Regions from separate parts of the Homo sapiens genome. Here region 1 is linked to region 2. Evidence: chromatin loops called from intact Hi-C (ENCODE). Cell type or tissue: adrenal gland. All regions are shown on one strand. Links, peaks and the distances in the headings refer to the core of each region. The heading gives the core; the rest is flanking DNA.

The links. Peaks named below come from ENCODE experiments on the same cell type or tissue, not always from the same donor. Only the 100,000 strongest peaks of a DNase experiment are listed, where the experiment ranks them.
Region 1: it touches region 2 in a loop (2.0-fold over the local background); 9 of 110 quality-filtered maps call a loop at or near these places.

What each region holds. Positions count from the first base shown.
Region 1 is chr9:37,599,641-37,610,676 of GRCh38, forward strand. It overlaps a transcript of FRMPD1 not described here. Among named protein-coding and RNA genes, the nearest start is that of TOMM5, 13 kb to the left of the region's middle. RefSeq lists a silencer at 596-778. In adrenal gland, for the core only: no CTCF peak of the experiment used is centred there; no DNase peak of the experiment used is centred there.
Region 2 is chr9:37,727,446-37,738,481 of GRCh38, forward strand. FRMPD1 (FERM and PDZ domain containing 1) reads left to right here. Exons shown (of 16, transcript NM_014907.3): 8 at 2,283-2,408; 9 at 3,539-3,658; 10 at 4,859-4,995; 11 at 6,028-6,154; 12 at 6,285-6,380; 13 at 8,107-8,289; 14 at 9,651-9,798. Among named protein-coding and RNA genes, the nearest start is that of TRMT10B, 21 kb to the right of the region's middle. In adrenal gland, for the core only: no CTCF peak of the experiment used is centred there; a DNase peak (open chromatin) is centred at 5,046.

The sequences.
Region 1 (11,036 bases), core at 1,971-9,970, 130 kb before region 2:
GGCTCATGGCTGTAATCCCAGTACTTTGGGAGGCTGAGGCGGGAGGATCACTTGAGCTCAGGAGTTTGAGACCAGCCTGAGCAACAAAGCGAGACCCCATCTCTACCAAAAAAAAAAAAATTTAGTTAGTCATGGTGGTGGCACACACCTGTGGTTCCAGCTACTCCAGAGGCTGAGGTGGCAGGATCGTTTGAGCCTGGGAGATACAGGCTGCAGTGAGCCATGATCGTGCCACCACATGCCAGCCTGAGTGACAAAGCAAGACCCTGTCAAACCCAAACCAAAAAACTCCCAGTATCTGCTATCATTAGTCAGTCCCATTTAAATTATCCCTGGCCTCTGATTCACAGTAAATCTTTTTTAAAAAGTGGCAGAGCACCCACAGTCCTCTTTTCCTCACCTCCTATTTATTCTTTTTTTTTTCTTTGAAATGGGGACTCTCTCTGTTGCCCAGGCTGGAGTGCAGTGGCGCGATCTCAGCTCACTGCAGCCTCCACCTCCTGGGTTCAGGCTATTCTCCTGCCTCAGCCTCCTGAGTAGCTAGGACTACAGGTGCGTGCCACCATGCCTGGCTAATTTTTGTTTTTGTTTTTTTGTTTTTGTTTCTGTTTTTGTTTTTAGTAGAGACGGCATTTCGTCATGTTGGCTAGGCTGGTCTCAAACTCCTGACCTCAAGTAATCCACCCACCTCGGCCTCCCAAAGTGCTGGGATTACGGACGTGAGCCACTATGCCCGGCCACCTCCTATTTATTCTGCAGCCTAAGGACAGGTTGGGCTTTTGGCCCCATCTGTTCTCTGAAACTCCTCCTTTGAGAGAAATCCTTATTGCCAAATCCAGGAGATTCTTGTGGGCCTCAAACCCTCTGCAGCATTTGACACTATTCGCCACATGGCCTTTTCAGGAAAGCTCTCCCCTCTTAGCCTCAGGGATACCACATTCTCTAGCTTTCTTTTCACCTCACTAGATGCTCCATAGCCTCCTTCCACACTCTTCCTTGGGTCACACTTAAATGGCAGCATTCTTTAAGGACCTCTCCTGGATCCCCTTCTCTTCTGTACCCATGGGCAATCTTGCCTGGCCTCAAATGCCATCTTTAGGCTAATGATTTACCACATATGTCACCAGCTCACTTCTCTCCAGAAACACAGAGGTGTATATCCAACCGACCTCCTAACTTCACTGTCTTCTCAGATGTCCCATGGGTACACACTTCACCTGTTCAAGGCAGAACCAATCCTCTTCCCATCTGTCTTAATCCATTTGGGGCTGCTATTACAGAATATCTGAGACTGGGTAATTTATGAAGAACGGAAGTTTATTTTCTCTCAGTTATAACGAGACTGGGAAGTCCAGGATCAAGGTGCTGGCATCTGGTCCAGTGAGGGCCTTCTTGCTGTATCCTCACATGACAGAAGGTGGGAGGGCAAGAGAATGCCCACTCCTGAAAGCCCTTTCATAAGAGCACTAATTCATTCAAGAGGGTGGAGCCCTCATGACCTAAATCTCCCATTAGACTCCACCTCCTAATACTGTTGCATTGGGGATTAAATTTTCAACACATGAAATTTTGGTCACACATTCAAACCATAGCACTCTTCTAATCAATCTTAACTCTTATGCTGTCTAGCCCAATGACTGGCACTACCATCCATTCCCTCTGGTTGTTAAAGCCAGAAATCTGGGAGTCAACTTGACTCTTGCCCCACCCATAGGCCCTACCTTGAATTAACCACTAAGTTTTGTTGATTCTATCTCCTTAATATCTCCAAAAGTCATAATATTCTTTCTGTTCCCACTACTACCACTTTTGCTCAGGCCACCCATTAATTGGTCTTTATTCTGTCTTATCCTCCCTAGTGCGTTGTCTACCTTGCAGCCTGAGTGATCTTCCTAAATATACATTTTATAGTGCAAAGACCCAAAGCAAAGAGTTTGGTGAGCTCAGGGAACATCCAGCAGATCGGTGTATGGAGATAGAGGCGGGAGGTTGAGTGGGAAAAGAGAAGAATAGAGGAAGAGTGAAGAAGAGGCAACAGGTTGAGGAAGAGAGTAAAAAGGGATGATGTTGGTGGGAAGATAGGTCTTTGCACATGAATTCTTTCTGATTAAAATTCCTTTTCCTGGCCAGGTGTGGTGGCTCACGCCTGTGATCCCAGCACTTTGGGAGGCTGAGGCGGGAGGATCACGAGGTCAGGAGATTGAGACCACGTGGTTAACATGGTGAAACCCCGTCTCTACTAAAAACACACACACACACAAAATCCCTTTTTCTATCTCTTCATCTGGCTAATTCCTAATGTCATTCAGAAATAGCTGGGTGCAGTGGTTTATGCCTGTAATCCCAGCACTTTGGGAAGCCGAGGCGGGCAGATCACCTGAGGTCAGGAGTTCAACACCAGCCTGGCCAACATGTTGAAACCCTGTCTCTACTAGAAATAGAAAAAAATTAGCCGGGAGTCATAGCAGAAGCCTGTAATCCCAGCTACTGGGAGGCTGAGGCAGGAGAATTGCTTGAACCCGGGAGGTGGAAGTTGCAGTGAGCCAAGATTTCGCCACTGCACTCCAGCCTGGGCAACAAGAGCGAAACTCCATCTCAAAAATAAATAAATAAATAAATAAATAAATAAATAAATAAATAAAATCACCTTAGATATCACCTTTTCCAAAAAGTCTTTACTAGTTTAGTTAATGGTTACTTGCCAGTGCTGGTTCCTTAGTTGTAACCATGGTACCACTGTAATACAGGATGTTAATACTGGGGAGACCAGGGTGAGAAGTATATGGAATTCTCTGCACTATCTTTGCAACTTTGCTATCAATCTTAAACTATTCTAAATAAAAAGGTCATGAAAAAAATTCCACTAGCTCTCCTGTGCTGGCTTAGCTGCTGCTTCTGTGTGTCTATGAGACCTGTGCCTACTCTTGTCCAAGCGTCAAAGCACTTAGCATAATATCTTACCATTGTCTATGTGTTTTTCTCTTCCACCAAAATAAGGATGGGAATCACGTCTTCTCATTTTTGTATCTCTCATGCCAACACAGTGCCTAGCAAATGAGAACTGTTTGGTTATCTCCTAAGTAAATGTTTATCGTAAATAAGTTTATTTTAGGGGGCACTACCAAAGCTCTTATTACAGGGTAACCTGAAATTATAGCAAAAAAGAACCTAACAGTCTCAGATATTAGAAATGACTTGTAAGCTCTGTTTGCTCCTCAGCATGGAGGACTTGGCAGACCTGTAGTGATGGATATACTTGAACATCCCGTGCATCCCCACACACAGTGTTTCTGTTTCCGGGAGAGCCACGTGATCCTTGTTCCTCTGAAGGTAAAGAGTCCCAGGCCAGCTGAGCTGGGTTAGTTCACTCCAGGTGAGCCTCACAGGCTGCTGCCAAATCCCAGGAGGGTGTGGACTGTGTGCGAGTGCAGGAAAGCCAACTAGGGCAAAGGGCAAAAGAACCAGTTGGAAGAAGAATGACACCACAGGGAGATGAATCTCCAGTTAAGCAATTCTAGTCCCAGCTCTTGCATTAATGAGCTGCGTGACCCTGGCCAAGTGTCTATCTCTTAGTAGGCGCCAGAGTCCATATCTGTAAAATGAGGGCTTGGATTGGCTGGTCTCTACAGTCTCTTCCAGGATTGATGCTGGGATTTGGTGATCAGTGTGAAGACTGTGGACACTGGTGGAAGGAAGGAGGTAAGTGTGTGTTAGGAGCATACGGCAACTGAACCATTGGTTTGGGTTAGCAGGCACCATGAGCAAAAAAACAAACAAAGCCAAAAAAACGAGTTAGGTCAGAGATGTGTTTAAGTCATCCTGGAAGTAGAGACTTCTGGGACACAATAGTTCGACCGCTGTGTCTTAAGGATTTAACTCAGATCCATCAGAAGGAAACATTCCTAAGTATTGCAGTGGGGGAGGTGGGTGGCAGAGCAGTTGTGATTTATACTTAATAGAATGATCATATTTGGGGAGGTTTTTGTGTTTATTGGCTAATAGGTTTTTTGTTTTGTTTTGTTTTGTTTTATTTTGTTTTGTTTTGTTTTGTTTTTGAGACGGAGTTTTGCTCTTGTCGTCCAGGCTGGAGTGCAATGGTGCAATCTCAGCTCACTGCAACCTCTGCCTCCTGAGTTCAAATATTTCTCCTGCCTCAGCCTCCCAAGTAGCTGGGCTTACAGGTGTGTGCCACCACGCCCGGCTAATTTTTTGTATTTTTAGTAGAGATGGGGTTTCTCCATTTTGGCCAGGTTGGTCTCGAACTCCTGACCTCAGGTGATCCGCCCACCTCAGCCTCCAAAGTGCTGGGATTACAGGAGTGAGCCTGTAATCTCATTATTACATAGTTTTGATTATTTGCTTTTCACTGAAATTATCTGTAATTTAAGTGTTGGAGATGATGCAAAGAGTACCACCTGGAACTTGGCTGGGGCAGGCATGGCAGCAATGCAGTGTTTTTGAATGCAACTGTTAAGTGTGCGAATTAAAATTATTTGGAGTTTGAGGCTATGAACTATAAAATCATAAAAATTCAGCATTTTCTTAATCTAAGTGAAAAAAAATCCAGTTTATTTCAAAGTTTACCTTTCCTGACTAGGTAGTAGTGGCTTTGGTGATTATATTAAAGATTATATTAAAGAAAAGTGTCTATTTGCCTAATTGAGTAAATATATTGTAACCAATCATTACTAGTTAAGAAGATCTAGTACCTGGTAGAGAACTTAGGGTGAGTAGAGAAGAAAATAACAGCGTGATTGTTAAAAATCCTAAGAAGATTCTTTTTGTTCACTGTATCAGAATTTCTGAGAGGTGGGTGGAAACACCCACTTTTGTCCCTGAAAGAACTGGAAATATGTAGTCACAAGGTATGCTTAGAAGCAGGGGCTTCTTGCTCAGAGCAACTCCTTCCAAATCTGGTCCTCCTTCTGTGTGGACCAGGTTTTCTTTCCTTCTTAGAAAAATAGTTATGTAATGATTCACTTGTGTTCAGGGATGGTAGAAAATTGCTTAACCTCATAAAGATTTTGGATTTAAATCCTGATGGACAAGGCACCAGCCAAATGTTAGCGTGAAGATGTGTGTCCTTGGTCCTCAGCATTGAAGTGGGCCAAGAGCAAAGAAAAGACCTTCCTGAAAAATGAGGGAACCAGCCAGAACCAGGGAGAATGAAGGGAAGTGGGCCAAGCATTAGGGCCGCAGGAAGAGGAGCCAAAACCCCAAAACAGTAATAGTTAGCATTATTGAGCATTTCTGCTGTGCCAAGCATGGTTCTAAATCATTGAATATAATTCTCACATCAACCCTCTGAGGCAGGCTCTATTATTTCCACTTTACAAATGGAAAAGTCAGGCATAGAGAGGTTAAATATTCATCCAAGGATAATCAGATAGTACATTGTGGAGCTGGAATACAAATCCAGGCAGTTCCACTGTGGAGTCGTTGCTGTTAGTCACCGTGCTTCAGTGCATATATAACCTTTTGATATTGTATATGACTTTCAGTCTGTGCTTCCAGTACCCAGCCTGGGGCTGGGAAGGTAATGGACTTTGCTGGATGTTCCTGAACTGAATGGAACCCAGCAGACTCAGCCTGTGCCCAAACCTGGTACCTGGAGTCTGTGGGAGGCTCTGTTTGGCTCAGCACAATCCTTGGGAGAAGCAGAATGCTAGTCAGTCCCTGAGGGCTGGCAACAAAGCCCAACCCAGCCAGCTGACAGATCATGGCAGGACTCCCCCTTACTGCATTGAAAGGGGTAGGAAAAGCATGGGCACTCAAGAACCCAGAGCTGACGGAGATGAGAAAGCAGCCTGGTCATTCCATAGCACATACTGAGAACCCACTCTACACCAGCCCCTGCTCTGGGCACTAGCCACTGTCAATATAGAATTAGATTGTACATATTCTGTGCCCTAGAGGAGCCCCCTGCTAATGGTGAGAAAGGCCACCTATCTGATAGGACTTTGGAAATTGCCTTAGGACCTCTGTCCTGGTTTGTACAGCAGATAAGACTAATTCCAAATCATATTGTCATTCTGGTAGAATTTTATTTATTTATTTATTTATTTATTTATTTATTTATTTATTTACTGACTGAGACAAGGTCTCACTCTGTCACCCAGGCTGGAGTGCAGTGGCATGATCATAGCTCATCACAACCTCAAATTCTTGGGCTGAAGGGATCCTCCCACCTCAGCCTCCTGAGTAGCTGGGACTACAGGTTCATGCCTGGGTAGTTTTTAAATTTTATGTAGAAGCAGGGTCTCACTTTGTTGCCCAGGCTGGTCTTGAAGTCCTGGGCTCAAATGATCCTTCCACCTCAGCCTCCCACATAGCTGGGATTACAGGCATGAACCGCTACACTCAGCCTTACGGAAGTTTAAATATTCAGCTCACTGCCCACTAACTGAAATCAGGAGATGGGTTGTATAATCTGTAGACCCCTGGATGAACTTTTTGGAGCAAGGATGTAGGGGCTAAGGTTATGGCAGGTCTGGGTAGACAGAATCTGCAACAGGACTCTGTAATTAAAATGGCAGTAGAGATGGTTGGATAAGAGAGGGGAGAAGGAAAGAAACCTGCTCTTGTATTCATAAAACAGTAGGGCATATTTATCCCGGTGGAAGAGGGCATTTATTCTGTGTGCCAGCCATGGAACCATCTATTGGATCAAGCCTCTTGAGTGATGAAAAAATTGTTGTAGACTAGGGACTTATTTGGTGATGAAAGTGATGTCTGATTTGCTTGTTGTACTGGTGGCATTCTTTGTATTGCCTTGTTTCACTCTCAGAAGTATTCTGGGTTGGATGACAAACTTTATGGTCACACTGCCCATGGACAAAAAGATACCTGTATTTTTCTGGTGGCCCTGAGTTCTAAATTTTAAAGCCAAAGAGAGGTTGGTGTATAAAGCACCTCTTGCTAAATAGCGTTTTCTTCTGGCACCACCACGCTGAATATGCACAAAACTCTTTTCTTTTCCCTCTTAGCTTGGCTGGAAATATAAAACTAAAATTTACTTTAAAATTAATAGAAAACAAAAAAGATTCCCTTTAAACCAGAAAAACAGATACAGGATAGAAATTTATTAAGTTCTTGCCACAGATCAGCTTGACTGGCTCAGTTCAGAATGATCAGTTCCTGGATTGCTTAGCTCTCCTCCACCTAGAGTTCTGGGACACACAGCCAGAGAGAGGCTGGAGTAGGAGTGTCTGCAGGGAACCATAGATGTAAGGGAGTCCTTGGCCCTTCACATGTCATTCTGGGCTATGAGACCCTGAGGGGTTAGTCCTTGACTCCTGGGAGAAGGGAGAAGGGTTTTGTTTTTATTATTTTTTCACATGAAGCCACTGCTTGAAGCATAGTGACAGTGAATGTAGAAATCATTAGAAACATGGTTGAGCACAGTGGCTGACACCTATAATCCCAGCACTTTGGGAGGCCGGGGCGGGTGGATCACCTGAGGTCAGGATTTCGAGACCAGCCTGGCCAACGTGGAGAAATCCCGTCTCTAATAAAAATACAAAAATTAGCCAAGCATGGTGGCTCGTGCCTGTAATCCCAGCTGCTTGGGAGGCTGAAGCAGGGAGAATCACTTGAACCCGAGAGGCGGAGGTTGCAGGGAGCCAGGATCACACCACTGCACTCCAGCCTGGGTGACAAAGTGAGACTCCATCTCAAAAAAATCATTAGAAACAAAAGAATCCGGGGAAAGGAATGAAAGTGGTGTTTCATGAAGTTTAATTGAGCAATGACCTCCTCATTAGCAGCAGTCAGTTCAGTTTATGTGACCTCATTTAAGGAAAAAAAACAAGGATTAGGGGAAAAAGCGCCTCCTTTGTGTTACTGTTCCTTCTCTCTCTCACTGGTACATCCACCTGTATCCTTGTGGTTGTGTTGCCATTGCTAAATTCATCAAACAAGGTCTGTGATTGTATGTGACCTTAGTCATCTATTTGTTACACAAGCATTTTTGGATTGTTTGAACCATTCAACACCTCTTTCCTTTGCATATAAATGGAGATTAGGAGGATTCTTAATAGGTAGTTATTGAGCATCAAGCCTGTCATAGATATTAAGGAGAATTACAGGGTCGGGGATTTATAGTCAAAATTCAAAGAGATGTGAAAATAATGAGAAACCTCATGGTTTAGGTTTTGATGTTAGAAGCTCGCTGCTTCAAAGATCTAGAAATGTGTAATAAAACCATACCAGCTCTTGTTTCTACTTCCCCAACATAAAACAGCTAAAGATCACTGAATAAATTAATAGACGATAGCAAGAGTGTGTTTCTTCAAGGGAAGTTCCTCTGAGAAGCTTGCTATTTCAGGAAGACATGGGTCGTGGCTTTTGTGAATCAATTTTAAAAGGAGCCAGATAAACTTGTGGCCAGCGATAACATCTATAGCTATTGAAGGCGAGACGGGGTAGTCAGTTCTCATGCTGCATTGCATTTAAACCCTGTGTCACGAAGGCTACGTGAACAGGCTGGGAATGTCTTCCCCACAGGGTCCTTGCTCGTATTCAATTTCTCCTGATAAACTGCCTCATTCTCCATGTCAAACCCTTTTCAAAGCTTGACATAAATTCTGGGTTGATGAAGTAACATACTGATTATTTAAGAAACATGGCATAACTTATAAGGACTAGGATGCATGCCCAACTCTTCAAAGTTTTGAACTCTGGGGCCTAGAAACCAATTTCAAAGGCACTGCCTACTTTCTTTCTTTCTCTTCTTTCTCTTTCTTTCTTTTTTTTTTTCTATCTTTCTCTCTTTCTTTCTTTCCTTCCTTTACATCCTTCCTTCTTTTCTTTTCCTTTCTTCCTTCCCTCCTTCCTTCCTTCTTTCCTTCCTTCCACTTTCTTTCTTCCTTCCTGAGATGGGGGGAGGGTAGTTGGTCTCACTATGTTGCCCAGGCTGGACTTGAACTCCTGGGCTCAAGTGATCTTCCTATCTCAGCCTCCCAAGTAGCTGGAACTATAGGCACTTGCCACTGTGCCTGGCAAGACTTAGTTTTCTTTTGCAAATCATTCCTGGGAATTGACACAGAAACAACTTATTAATCTTAAAAGCAACCATATTCATAACTTCATAGTAATGATAAAAATACTAAGAGTATTTAAATTTCAATAAGAATAATAGCTGAAATGTATTGGGGGCGTATTGTGTGCTAGGCCCTGTGTACACTGAAAGTTTCACATGGATTGTCTTGTTTAATCCTCCCAATAATAAGCATTATTATGTAGGTGTTATTATATTATCCCAGTTTTACAGATGAATATTATTACAGTCCAACCGTGCTCCTGAATTCCTGACCAAACATCCAACTGTCCACTCAACATCTCTGTTTGGATGTTTAATAGGCATCTCAGGCCGGGCATGGTGGCTCACGCCTGTAATCCCAGCACTTTGGGAGGCTGAGGCGGGCAGATCACCTGAGATCAGGAGTTCGAGACCAGCCTGACCAACATGGAGAAACCCCGTCTCTACTAAAAATACAAAAAGTTAGCCGGGCATGGTGGCACATGCCTGTAATCCCAGCTACTTGGGAGGCTGAGGCAGGAGAATCACTTGAACCTGGGAGGCGGAGTTTGCGGTGAACCCAGATCACGCCATTGCACTCCAGCCTGGGCAACAAGAGCGAAACTCCGTCTCAAAAAAAAAAAAAAAGTATCTCAAGTTTAAAATGTCTAAAACTTGGCTCCTAATATTCCCTTCTCGTTCCTCTGCCCCCAAGAAACTTCCTCCCCTTCAGTTTTCCTCATCTCAGGTAGCGGCAAGTCCAGCCTTCAGGTTGCTGAGGCCCAAAACCTTGGAGTCATCTTTGACTCATCTCTTTCTCTCAAACCCTGCATCCAATCTGGTCAGCAAATCCTGTTGCTGCACCTTCATAAAGCATATCCAGAATCAGAGTACTTCTCACTCCTCCACTGTTACTTCCCTGCTTCAAACCACCATCCTCTTTCACCCGGATGATTGCAGTAACCTTCCGCCCTCACCCCCTTCAAGTCTGTTCATCATGGTAGCTAAAGTGCTCTTGTTAAAATGCAAGTTCAAAACCTTTCAGCGGCTTCCCATCTGACTCAGAGTGGAAATCAAAGCCCTTACAATGGCTACAAAGGCTCCACGGGCCCGTGTCTTCTCTCACTGGCTGTCCTTCCCTCAGCCTTCCTCACTAGCTTCCTCGGCTCCAGCCTCCTTGCTCTTCCTCAGGAAAGCCAAGCCTACTCAGGGCCCCAGAGTCTTGGCTCTGATTCTTCCCTCTGCCTGGACTGCTTTCCCCAACACCCTATCCACAGGCTTTGGAGCTGCCTCTCTTTCAGGTCCAATGTCACTTTCCCAGAAAGCCCTGCCCTGAAGCCCCATTTAGTTTTTACAACTACCCCCGGCCAGCAGTCGTCATGTTTCTTCCCAACTTTAGTTTCTTCCCAGCACTTGCCACCATTGAACATACTACATAGTTTTCTTAATTTGTTGTCTCTTTCCCCACAATAGAATGTCAGCTCCATGAATGTGGAGATTTTTTTGAATTTTGAATCATTATGGATACATAACAGTTGTACATAGTTACGGGATACATGTGATATTTTGATGCAAGCATACAGTGTATAATGATCAAATCAGAGTCATTGGGCTATCCATCACCTCAAGCAAGGGCAGAGATTTTTGTCTCTTTTTTTTACTTCAGTATCCTTAGTGGCCAGAACAGTGTCTAGCACATAAGAGACACTCCATTTGTTGAATAACTGAATAAATGAGGAAAGTGAGGTTTAGGACTTGCTTGACTTTATTTTATTTTATTTTATTTTTTTAGAGACGGAGTCCCACTCTGTCAAAAAAACAACAACAAAAAACAAATGGTATACTGTTTACACTGTCCTATATCTCTCTTTTTCATTTATCATATCATATATGTTAGAGATTGTGTTATATCAGTACATGAATAACTATCACATTCTTTTTTTTTTTTTTTTGAGACAGCGTTTCTCTCTTGTTGCCCAGGCTGGAGTGCAATGGCGCGATCTCGGCTCACTGCAAC
Region 2 (11,036 bases), core at 1,179-9,178:
ACAGTTTGCCAACCTTTGCTCTATGTGCAAGTTGGAGAACAGATGGGTGGCAGGAGGGTTCACAGGACATCCCTCTACAAAGCCAAGAAATGCATGAGCCCAAGCTGAGGTAGACATGGGAGAATGGAGAAGAAGGGACAGAGTCAAGAGACAGGCTTTCCATTGGGGCCAGCACAATGCCAGGCACACAGGCAGCACTCAGTTAATGGTGTGGAGCTGCAGAAGCAAATGGACCCTTCAGGACTAGTCACTGGGTAGTTATGGGGGGTGATGAACAAGTGGAGAGAGGGCTCCGAATCAGGAGTCATGAGGAGGGAGGAAATGGACCCTTCAGGACTAGTCACTGGGTAGTTATGGGGGGTGATGAACAAGTGGAGAGAGGGCTCCGAATCAGGAGTCATGAGGAGGGAGGAGCACCTGATGGTGCGAGACTTACTGCGTTTGAGGTTCTGGCAGGACATTTATGATTTCTGTTTACTCACCAAGTGAAAGTTTGTGTGCATCTATTATGTGCCAAGCACTGGATATACTGCATAACAGAGCACAGCACAGGCAAGGCCCACATCCTCAGAGAGTTTAACATCTAGTGGGGTGAAAGACAATAAGCAAGAAAACAGAGATTAGCAGTTGGCATGCATTGAATACTTACCATCTGCCAGGTGCTGTTCTAAGTGCCTTCTATGGGGAAATCAATTCAATGTACACAACAACTCTATGAGATAGGTGTTAATATTATTCCCATTCTACAGATGAAAACACTGAGGCATAGAGAGAAGAAGCAATTACAGCTAGGAATTGGGAATGGAGGTCTAGAACCCATTCCCTTAACTTTACCATGGCTGTTAATTGAAGAAAATAATATTAAATAATGGTGAGGGAAATAAACAGGACACTGGGACAGAGAGTAACAGGGATGATTATGTATGCTGGCCAGAGAAAGCCTCTCTAAGAGGTGACATTTGGACTGAAACTCGAAGGAAGAGAAAGAAACAGACCTGGAAAGAGTAATGGGGAAAGTATACTGGGCAGAGGGAACAGCATGTGCGAATGCTTCGAGGCAGCAAAGACCTCACAGAGGGCTGCTCTAGTGAGCAAGAAGAGTGTGGCGTGGCAACCAGGATGCCTCAGCGCAGCATTCACAACCATTCCGTCCTGTCAGCCACTCTCAGAATTACGCATTATTGTCCTCTATTTGGAGAGGAAGTGACTGGGGTTCAAAAGTGTCCCTCAGTTGTGGCTGGACGTGGTGGCTCATTCCTGTAATCCCAGCACTTTGGGAGGCTGAGACTGGCAGATCACCTGAGGTCGGGAGTTCGAGACCAGTATGACCAACATGGTGAAACTCCATCTCTACTAAAAATACAAAAATTAGCTGGGCGTGGTGGCGCACACCTGTAATCCCAGCTACTTGGGAGGCTGAGACATGAGAATTGCTTGAACCCAGGTGGCGGCGGTTGCAGTGAGCTGAGATCACAGCATTGCACTCCAGCCTGGGCGACAGAGCGAGATTCCGTCTCAAAAAAAAAAAAAAAAAGTTTCACTCAGTTGCATAGTGAGTGGGTGGTGGGATTCTGTCTAGTAAGCAGTCAAAGATACAGACTGGGAGCCTGGCCAACGTGGCAAAACCCCGTCTGTACTAAAAATACAAAAAAACTAGCTGTGTGTGGTGGCAAACGCCTATAATTCCAGCTCTTTTGGAGGCCAAGGCAGGCAGATCACTTGAGGTCAGGAGTTCAAGACCAGCCTGGCCAACATTCCAAAACCCCATCTCTACTAAAAATACAAAAATTAGCCAGGCATGGTGGCATGTGCCTATAATCCCAGCTACTCGAGAGGCTGAAGCAGGAGAATTGCTTGAACCCAGGAGGCAAGGGTTGTAGTGAGCCAAGATCACGCCACTGCACTCCAGCCTGGGTGACAGCCTGGGAGACCCTCTCAAAAAAAAAAAAAAAAAAAAAAAAAAAGATAGAGACTGGGAACTCTAGAGAGAGAATAAGTCTAGGGACATAGGAGAGAGGCAGAAACCTCCACTGGATGGCTTCAGCCTTCCAAGTAAAGCAAGACAGGGTGGCTGTATGGATGGTGATGGAGCTTGAGGAGAGGGGAGCTGTGGCTGCAGGGCCGTAAGGGGCCTGATGAGTGGGACCAGACTCTGGCGTAAGTCAGCAGTGGGCATGTCAGTGCAGGCTTTTCTCTCCCTAGCTGCACTGAGGAATGGCAGGAAGGCCAGGGAAGTCCTTCCTGTTTCTTGCGTAACTCCTGCACCTCTCTGTGCCTGCTAGGACATCATCCTCACCGTGAAGGAGAAGCTGTCCATCCGAAGTATCGAGTACTTTGCACTGGCCCTGGAAGAGCAGTACAGCATCTCCCGGCTGCACCTGCTGCACGAAGAGGAACTCATCCAGCAGGTAGGGAGGACTGACCGCCTGTTCCTGGGAGGCATGGGCTGGGCTGGCTGCATACCTCAGCCAGAACCTCTGGGGACAGGGCTCAGCACATCTGCAGGTTTGATGCACTTTCTCTTGCCCCAGAAGGCACAGAGCTCACTCAGCCTGGGGGTTATGGGACAAGAATCAGCCTGATTTTCATCTGCTAGTATGAGGTAGGCAGGACACAGATTTAAGGTCCCCATTTTGCAGATGTGGAGACAAAGGCTTAGAGAGGTAAGGTGACTTTCTCAAGGTAACACAGCTGATAGAACCCTGATCTTTTGCTTCTAGCTCTGATGATCTTCCCTTGCACCTGCTGCCTTTGAGCCATTAGGGAAGCATTTGTTGCTGTGTCTAAGCCCTTCTTGTGGGACTTACCCCCGATATGGTTCCTGATGGCAGAATAGGGTAAACACAGCCAAACGGTCTATATCACTCAATCTCCCAACCATTCAATAATATGTTGTACCAACTTTTTAAAGCTAAACACAGGTTAGTTCAACAAATCTTTGTGAGTCTGTTACAAAGATGAGGAGGATTTTAACAGTTGGAAATGAGTAATACATAACCTCATAAAAGCCACCCTGAACATTCCTCTTTGCAGATGAATTCTTACCCAATGCACTCACCGATTAGAAGGTTTACTGCTTGCAGACTTTTTAATTACTTCTATTCCATTTGCATTGGGAAAGAAAATCACATTAAATCCCTAAGATAGTTTAAGTGAAATAAAGTAAGTTGTAGAATGGTATGTATACTATATTATTATTTGTGGAAGATAAAAGAATAGACTTATACTGAAGCATGAATATACATAAACTGTCTCTGGAAGGGGCACACAAGAAACTGAAAACAGGAGTTTCCTCTGGAAAGGGAAACTGGAAGATAGGTGAGTGGGAAATGCTGCCCTTTTGAACCTTTTACATTTTGTACCCAGGAAAAAGAAAGTCAAATTAGGAGTAAAGGTCTATGGCTGTCTTGGGAAGCACTAGAATTGAAATCTCTGGGAACTGTCTTTCACTGTCTGTGTTTTATAGAGTGGTTTTGTGGAATGACTGCAAGGACAAAGGCAGTTAGGAGATTAATAGTATCTCCCTTACCCATCGCAGGTGGTAGAAAGGGAGGAGTCACATGACTACCGCTGCCTCTTCAGGGTCTGTTTTGTTCCCAAGGACCCCCTGGACCTCCTGAAAGAAGACCCCGTGGCCTTTGAATACCTCTATCTGCAGGTGACTGGGTCTGTGCTTCCTAAAATAACAGTGGTTGTTCTCAAAGATGGTGCACTGGGTGATTTTGAACGTGAGCTCGAGGCCATTAAACAACTCCCTGGTAGGGATTCTCTTTATCTGAAGGAGAATGGGCCTGATCATCGCTCAGAATTCCCTTTTCCATCACTGAGTTGCTGTTTTAGCAGGTGTGCGATATCAGAATGAAATTCAGGCTCAGTCCTCAATGTAGATGATACATTTTCTAATACCATTTTAGGATCTTTAGAATTACAGTTTTTATTGCCAAAAGGGGCCTTAGTGCTTTAAAACCTCGTTTTAGAATGATGACACTGAGTCTTGGAAAGGTCGTGTGATTTGCCTGGGTCACTCACTTAGTGGCAGAGCCAAAACCTGGTTCTTGATCCGTGGCCTGGTGCTCCCCCTATTCTACCTCCTTAGATGAGAGTTATGATGCCATTTTTATTCTGATGAAAAATAATCATTTGGAGCCGGGTGCGGTAGCTCACGCCTGTAATGTCAGCATTTTAGGAGGCCGAGGCAGGTGGACCACTTGAGGTCAGGAGTTTGAGAACAGCTTGGCCAACATGGTGAAACCCCGTCTCTACCAAAAATACAAAAAATTAGCCAGCCGTGGTGGCACACACCTACAGTTCCAGCTGCTTGAGAGGCTGTGGCAGGAGAATCACTTGAACCTTGGAGGTGGTGTTTGCATTGAGCCAAGATCATGCCACTGCACTCCAGCCTGGGTGACAGAGCGGGATTCTGTCTCCAGAAAAGAAAAAAAAAAAGAAAAAGAATCATTTGGCAGATATCACCATTTTACAGATGAGATAACTCAGACTAGGTGGATTGGACTGCCCCAAGTCTTACAGAAATGGTGGCAGAAAATAATAATAATAGCAATAACAACGCCATCAATACTTTATATTTGTATAACACTGTGTGCCTTATACCTGCTTTCATATGCATTATCTAATTTAAGTCTCACAGAAACCACATAAGGTAGATTTTACTATCCTCATTTACCAGACACCAAATGCTTGGAGAGTCTTGGTAACTTAACCAAGGTCACACAGCCAAGAACTGTCAGAGCCAGCTCTCAAAGCGGAGCTCCTGGTCCTGCTGCCTTTCACCCGAGAGAACGAGGGGACACAGTATGTCTGCTTTTGTTTCCCATCTGCTCTATTTAATCTCTTCTAGAGCTGCAGCGATGTGCTCCAGGAGCGCTTTGCTGTAGAAATGAAATGTAGCTCTGCACTCCGACTCGCGGCTCTGCACATCCAGGAACGGATCTACGCCTGTGCCCAGCCACAGAAGATCTCTTTAAAGTATATAGAGTGAGTGGCAGGGGATGGCAGCTGCATTGCATTTATAACTTGCTGGCCCCTGGCCAGGAGGGCCAGATGCCACAGAAAGCTGATAGTCACCCACCTACCCATCTGTCTGTTGTCTTTCCATCCATTTCCCTCTGCACCCTCTCTAATCTGACCTGGCTCCCCCAGATGTCTGAACCTGGCTGCTCTCTCTGGGACAGAAGCCAACTCCAGATGGAATGTCACAGGATTCCCTTGTAAATTGCCTGTTCCTGGGAAGATGTCTTGGGAAATCAGTTGCCAGCATCAGTGTTAAGCTTTTCTAGGGGTGGGAATGCCTTGGAAGTTAATTTTTCCCGTGGATATGAACCAGTTCCTATTGCATTATGTCTCCACTAGAGCAGTTTCAAGTCCTACGATTCCAGCACCTTCTGATTCTTAGCTTAGAATTGTTCTGGACAGCATCACTCAGGTTTGCTAAGCCCCTCCCCAGATCTCAGCTCTGTCCTGCCTGAGCATCAGAATCAGATGGGGAATCATATTTTTAAAAATACAGCATATCCTTGGCCCTACCCCTGATGTACTAAGTCCAATCTCTCGCAGCAGGGCCTGAGAATCTGTAGTTTTAGCAATTTTCTGGGGGATTTTGAAGCTGCTAGGCTGGCACCATGCTGAAGCTTAGCCTAGGGGATTCACAGGAGCTCTGCGTTGCCCCATGAGAGTGTCTTGTACTCTCTTGTATGCTGTCATTATTTGCCATGTATTTTGTAGTGAAAAAGATTCAGAACTCCTGCTCTGACTGATAGATGGTCACACCACACCAAGAGTAATGAGCTCCCAGAATGATCAATGGGGTTTAGTTCCTGAATGCCTGTGGGGATTTTTGTGGAGAGTGTGTGTATGTGTGTGTGAGAAAGAAAAAGAGAGGAGGAGAAAGTGGCTCGTAATTGCTGTATTATGGGAACACTAAGTACTGAATCAAATGTAATTATGCTCTTCATTAGAGCCAAGTACCCTGTAGAAATGGGCCTCCTTGTCTCCAATGTCTCATGGCAGGAAAGACTGGGGAATAGAGAACTTTATATCTCCAACTTTACTCCGAAACATGAAAGGCAAAGACATCAAGAAAGCCATTAGCTTCCACATGAAGAGGAACCAGAATTTGCTGGAACCCCGACAGAAGGTAATGAAGGTGCCTCTGCCGACCCACTCAGCTGTCGTCTGTGAAACCTTAGGAAAAACATTTTCAACACTGCCTGGATTTTAGACCAATGAATAACTCTGACTTCAAGTGTTTTTTTTTCTCTATTAAGCAACTTATTTCTGCTGCCCAGCTACGTTTAAATTATCTACAGATCCTCGGAGAACTCAAGACATATGGTGGAAGAATCTTTAATGCTACTTTAATGGTATGTATTAGAGAACTGTGAAATCCTACTCACGTAAGGGACCTTAGAGATCCTCTGAAAATCAATGTGTCTTTTAGCCTAAAATTCCTGAGGACTCTGTCATGTACTAGAATTTGTCTGGTAAACTAAATAGTACACCACTGGAAAATATTTACCACGCGTTTGCTTGGTGCTACCCCTGTGATAGATGCTAGGGGAAGCAGGGCTGAATAAGATGTGATTTCCGTCCTTGAAGGATGAAACAAGCTACCCAACAAAATGAAGCAAAGCCATGAGACAGGTTCAGGCCTATTGCTGTGGAGTTTGGAGACAGAAGGTAGCACTGCTTGCTTCAGGGTAAGTATAGGGAGGAGAAGGGGTTAAGGAAAGAGGCAAGAGGAAGCCTGAATTTGGCCAGACTTCAGTAGAGAGGAAAAGGCATTCTGGGTCAGAAGGGGATGGTAAGCAGTTCACTCTGGAGCTTTGGGTATATGAAGGTGAAGAGGAAAATTGGAAATCATGAAAGAAAAATAAGAGTGTTTGACTGCCAAGCTGAGTCTCTGATTGTTCAGAAGGGAGGAATGAGGGGTGGGCCTGAGAAGAGAAACGAGAAGCAGAAAAGCCCTCTGCTCTCTTCCCATTCTCCTGCCTGCTTCTTTTTGGAGCCTAGGCCTAGAGCTTGTGCCTTTCAGCAGTCAGTGTCTCGGGGGTATGGTTTCAGAGAGCTTTCCTCCAGCACTGTCAGCCCCAGGACTCTGCAGCACAAAACCAATTTACAATTAGAGTGGGGTTTTAAAAAAATATTAACCAAAATCCTTTCAAAAGATTTGGTATGCATCTCAGTCATTTACAGTGATGGGCCAATGTAATCAGACTGCTAACCTAACAATGTAGATGGAAGAAGAGAATCAGTGTTTTGAAAGAAAGGAAGAGCATCAGATAGTTAGGGGAAGGGGAAACACAGATGGATTCTTCGTTTAAGTAGAAGACCCAAAAGGTGGGAAAGAGACTAGATCACAGAAAGGAAAGTTTTGAAGGTACAAGAAAAACTTCCCAATTTTTCTAAGGGCTAATTCTACCCTCTCCCAGCTGTCCAGTTCCAGTCCCCAGTCTCCCTTTACCTTTCTTGTCTAAGGAAAGAACTGGTAGTGGGAGAAGCAACCAGCTACATGGAACAGGTTCAGGGTGCTTGCTGGGCACTGCGGGTTACAAATAGAGATAAATGCAGACTCTGTTGTCAAGAAACTTAATGTGGAAAATGAGACTTAATACAAATAATTAAAATAAGAAGTCATAAGTGTTCAGTGCTAGTAGAGAAGTAAGAGGAAGTGGTACAGAACAACAGAGAGGAAAGGGAGATTTCTGGCTTAAGGAGGCTGAGATCAGGCAGATGCTTTCCATAGGCAGTAGGTTTTGATGTAAGCTTTTAAAGAAGGATCAGGATTTAAATGGGAAATGATGGCAGGGAAGGGATTCAAAGAGCAGGAAGATAGGTACATAGGTGTGAAAATACAGATGTGTTTATGGCTGTGGCTCAGGGCTATATTGGAAAGAGTTTTGGGGAAATAAATTTACACTTTGATTTAGCTGTTGATGGGGTCCAAGTTAGGCAATAGTCTGGAGGAGTGGTGGTTAGGATCCAAAGTAGGAATCAAGGAGTTTGCAGCGAGAGGTATTATTGCTTACATGTGAAATGTATTTTCACTCGCTTGCGAATGGAGACTAATTCCCCTTCCACCCTCTGCAGTTACAGGATAGAGAATCCTACATTGCCCTTCTAGTTGGAGCCAAGTATGGGATTAGCCAGGTTATCAATAGCAAACTCAACATCATGTCCACATTGGCAGAGTTTGCAAACATCAGCCGTGTAGAGCTAACGGAAGAGTCTGAGAAAGTGAGCGTCGTCAAAGTGTATCTTCAGGACGTCAAGGTAACACAATGGGGAGAGATTCTGAATTCAACTGCTGGAATTTGGGGCCAAATAGGGGCCAGGCTAGTTTATATGAATTTTAAATAATAATAAAGTCTAATGTCCAATATCTGCTTAAGAGGACGAATTGTCCATCCTGTTCTATCAAACGGAAAGTGGTAAATGGTAAATTTTCCTGAAGAGGTCCTAAAAGGTTTTTTTGCACAAACTGAGATGGACCATGTGCTTTCCTGTTGGATTTAGAAACGTAGATGGAGAACACCAGAGGATTTTTTTTTTTTTTTGAGACAGAGTCTCACTCTGTTGCCCAGGCTGGAGGGCAGTGACACGATCTTGGCTCACTGCAAGCTCCGCCTCGTGGGTTCACACCATTCTTCTGCCTCAGCCTCCCAAGTAGCTGGGACTACAGGCGCCCACCACCATGCCCGGCTAATGTTTTGTATTTTTTCGTAGAGATGGGGTTTCACTGTGTTAGCCAGGATGGTCTCGATCTCCTGACCTCGTGATCCACCCGCCTTGGCCTCCCAAAGTGCTGGGATTACAGGCGTGAGCCACCGCGCCCGGCCCACCAGAGGATTTTATCACATGAATGGGACCAGATTGCTGCTCAAAAGCTTTGAGTGGTGGGCATTAAAATGGGTAAATAGTGGGCCCGGTGTGGTGGCTCACGCTTGTAATCCCAGCTACTTGGGAGGCTGAGGCAGGAGAATCACTTAAACCCAGGAGGCAGAGGTTGCAGTGAGCAAAAGATTGCACCATTGCACTCCAGCCTGGTGACAAGAGCAAAACTCTGTCTCAAAAAAAAAAAAAAAAAAGGTAACTAGTGCAGGGTACCTCCTGAGCCTCTCTCAAAGGTCTTACTTTTATTCTGCCCTCCTTTGATTTAATCCCAACATACTCAATATTGGTGCTTTATTCTTATCACCCTCTCCCTCATTCTCCACATGTTCTTGCTCCTTTTTCTTTTTTAAGTTCAGTCTTGCAAGTCCCTCTGCAGGAATGAACAGGGTGGGATGGGGCAGTTTGGATATGGCGCTGGGGTAGAGGATGAGGAGTCAGAAGACACTGTATAGATTGGGTGGGAAGGACCCACTGTGTGTGAGTGAGTGTGTGAGTGCGTGAGAGTGTGTGTGTGTGTGTGTGTATGTGTGCGCACACACACACGCGATGGTGTCTGTACGAGTACATGCATGTCCTCATTTAAAGCCTTGCAAGTGAGGATATGGGGCACCAGGAGACCTACCTGTGGACCATGGCCGGATTTACCTGGAATCTCTCGTTGGTCCCACATGGCTTTGTTGTCAGTCTTCAGACTGTCCCTTGGTCCTTGATAAACATGAGATTTCTATTTGCTTTCAAAGGTTCTGACTTTGCTGCTGGAATCCAACAGTGCAAAAGACCTAGCCTGCCTGATTGCTGGGTACTACAGGCTGTTGGTTGACCCAGTTACCTCCATTTTCCTCTGGCCTGGAAACAAACAACAAGCGCACCGGGTATCTGCAGAAGAAGGTGAGGCACTGAGTCTTGCCCCAATAAGGACAGGCCCCTTTCACTGGCCTTGTAGGTAAGGGCAGCCTAAAGGGAGGTGGTGAATTGAATTGAGCCGAGGCTTCAGCTCAAGTGGATGAGAGCTATTTCTCTGTTTATTTCCTAGTAAACAATTGATCTTTCATAAATACTAAACAAAGAAGCTTTCTTTGTATCTGAAATTTTCCTGAAACCAAGGAATGCTGTGGAAGAGCTCTAGTTCCCTGCTGTATTTCCTAAGATTGTCTCTCAGATCCACTGCATTTTATCATTATTTCTCAGCCAGGCATTGTGGCTCACGCCTGTAATCCCAGCACTTTGTGAAGCTGAGGCAGGTGGATCACCTGAGGCCAGGAGTTTGAGACCAGCCTGGCCAACATGGTGAAACCTCATCTCTACTAAAAATACAAAATTAGCCGAGCATGGTGGCACATGCTTGTAATCCCAGCTACTTGGGAGGCTGAGGCAAGAGAATCGCTTGAACCCAGGAAGTGGAGGTTGCAGTGAGCCGAGATCGTGCCATTGCACTCCAGCCTGGGCAACAAGAGCGAAACTCCATCTTAAAAAAAAAAAAAAAAAAAAAAAGATTATCATTATTTCTCATCAAAAAGAGATGTCACTTATTTGTTCAGGAAGTAGATGACCTGGCTTCTCTTCCTTACCTATGCACTCTTTTGCAATCTCTTGAAGTATAAAAGAACTTCTCTGCAAGGCAGGTAAGACAGTTTCCTAGGCCAGCTCCCAGTTTCTGCCAGGCTTTTGCCTCAGCACCATTGATGCAGCATGAACCTAGGGCTGTGCTGATAAATGCTTAACAACTCCCTGCAGAGGGACAAAAACAGTTTGAAGGAATTGCCCAATTCCATGGTGTCAACATTCTCACGATGGGTAATTTCAGGCTACCACGATATGATGATACCATGATGAATGTGGAGATGGGAAGAGGTGATCAATAGCACACCACTGTAGAGTGTTTCCTCTATATGGATAAAGTAGAAATCAGCTCAAGAGAATAGGTACTAATACAATAAGTAAAACAGTTAGAAAGTGATGAGTTTGGAGTATCTGTTACCTTTGTTTTTATTTTTATTTTTTTTAGAGGCAGTCTCTCTCTGTCACCCAGGCTGGAGTGCAGTGGTGCAATCTTGGCTCACTGCAGCCTCCACCTCCTGGGTTCAAGTGATTCTCCTGCCTCAGCCTCCCAAGTAGCTGAGATTACA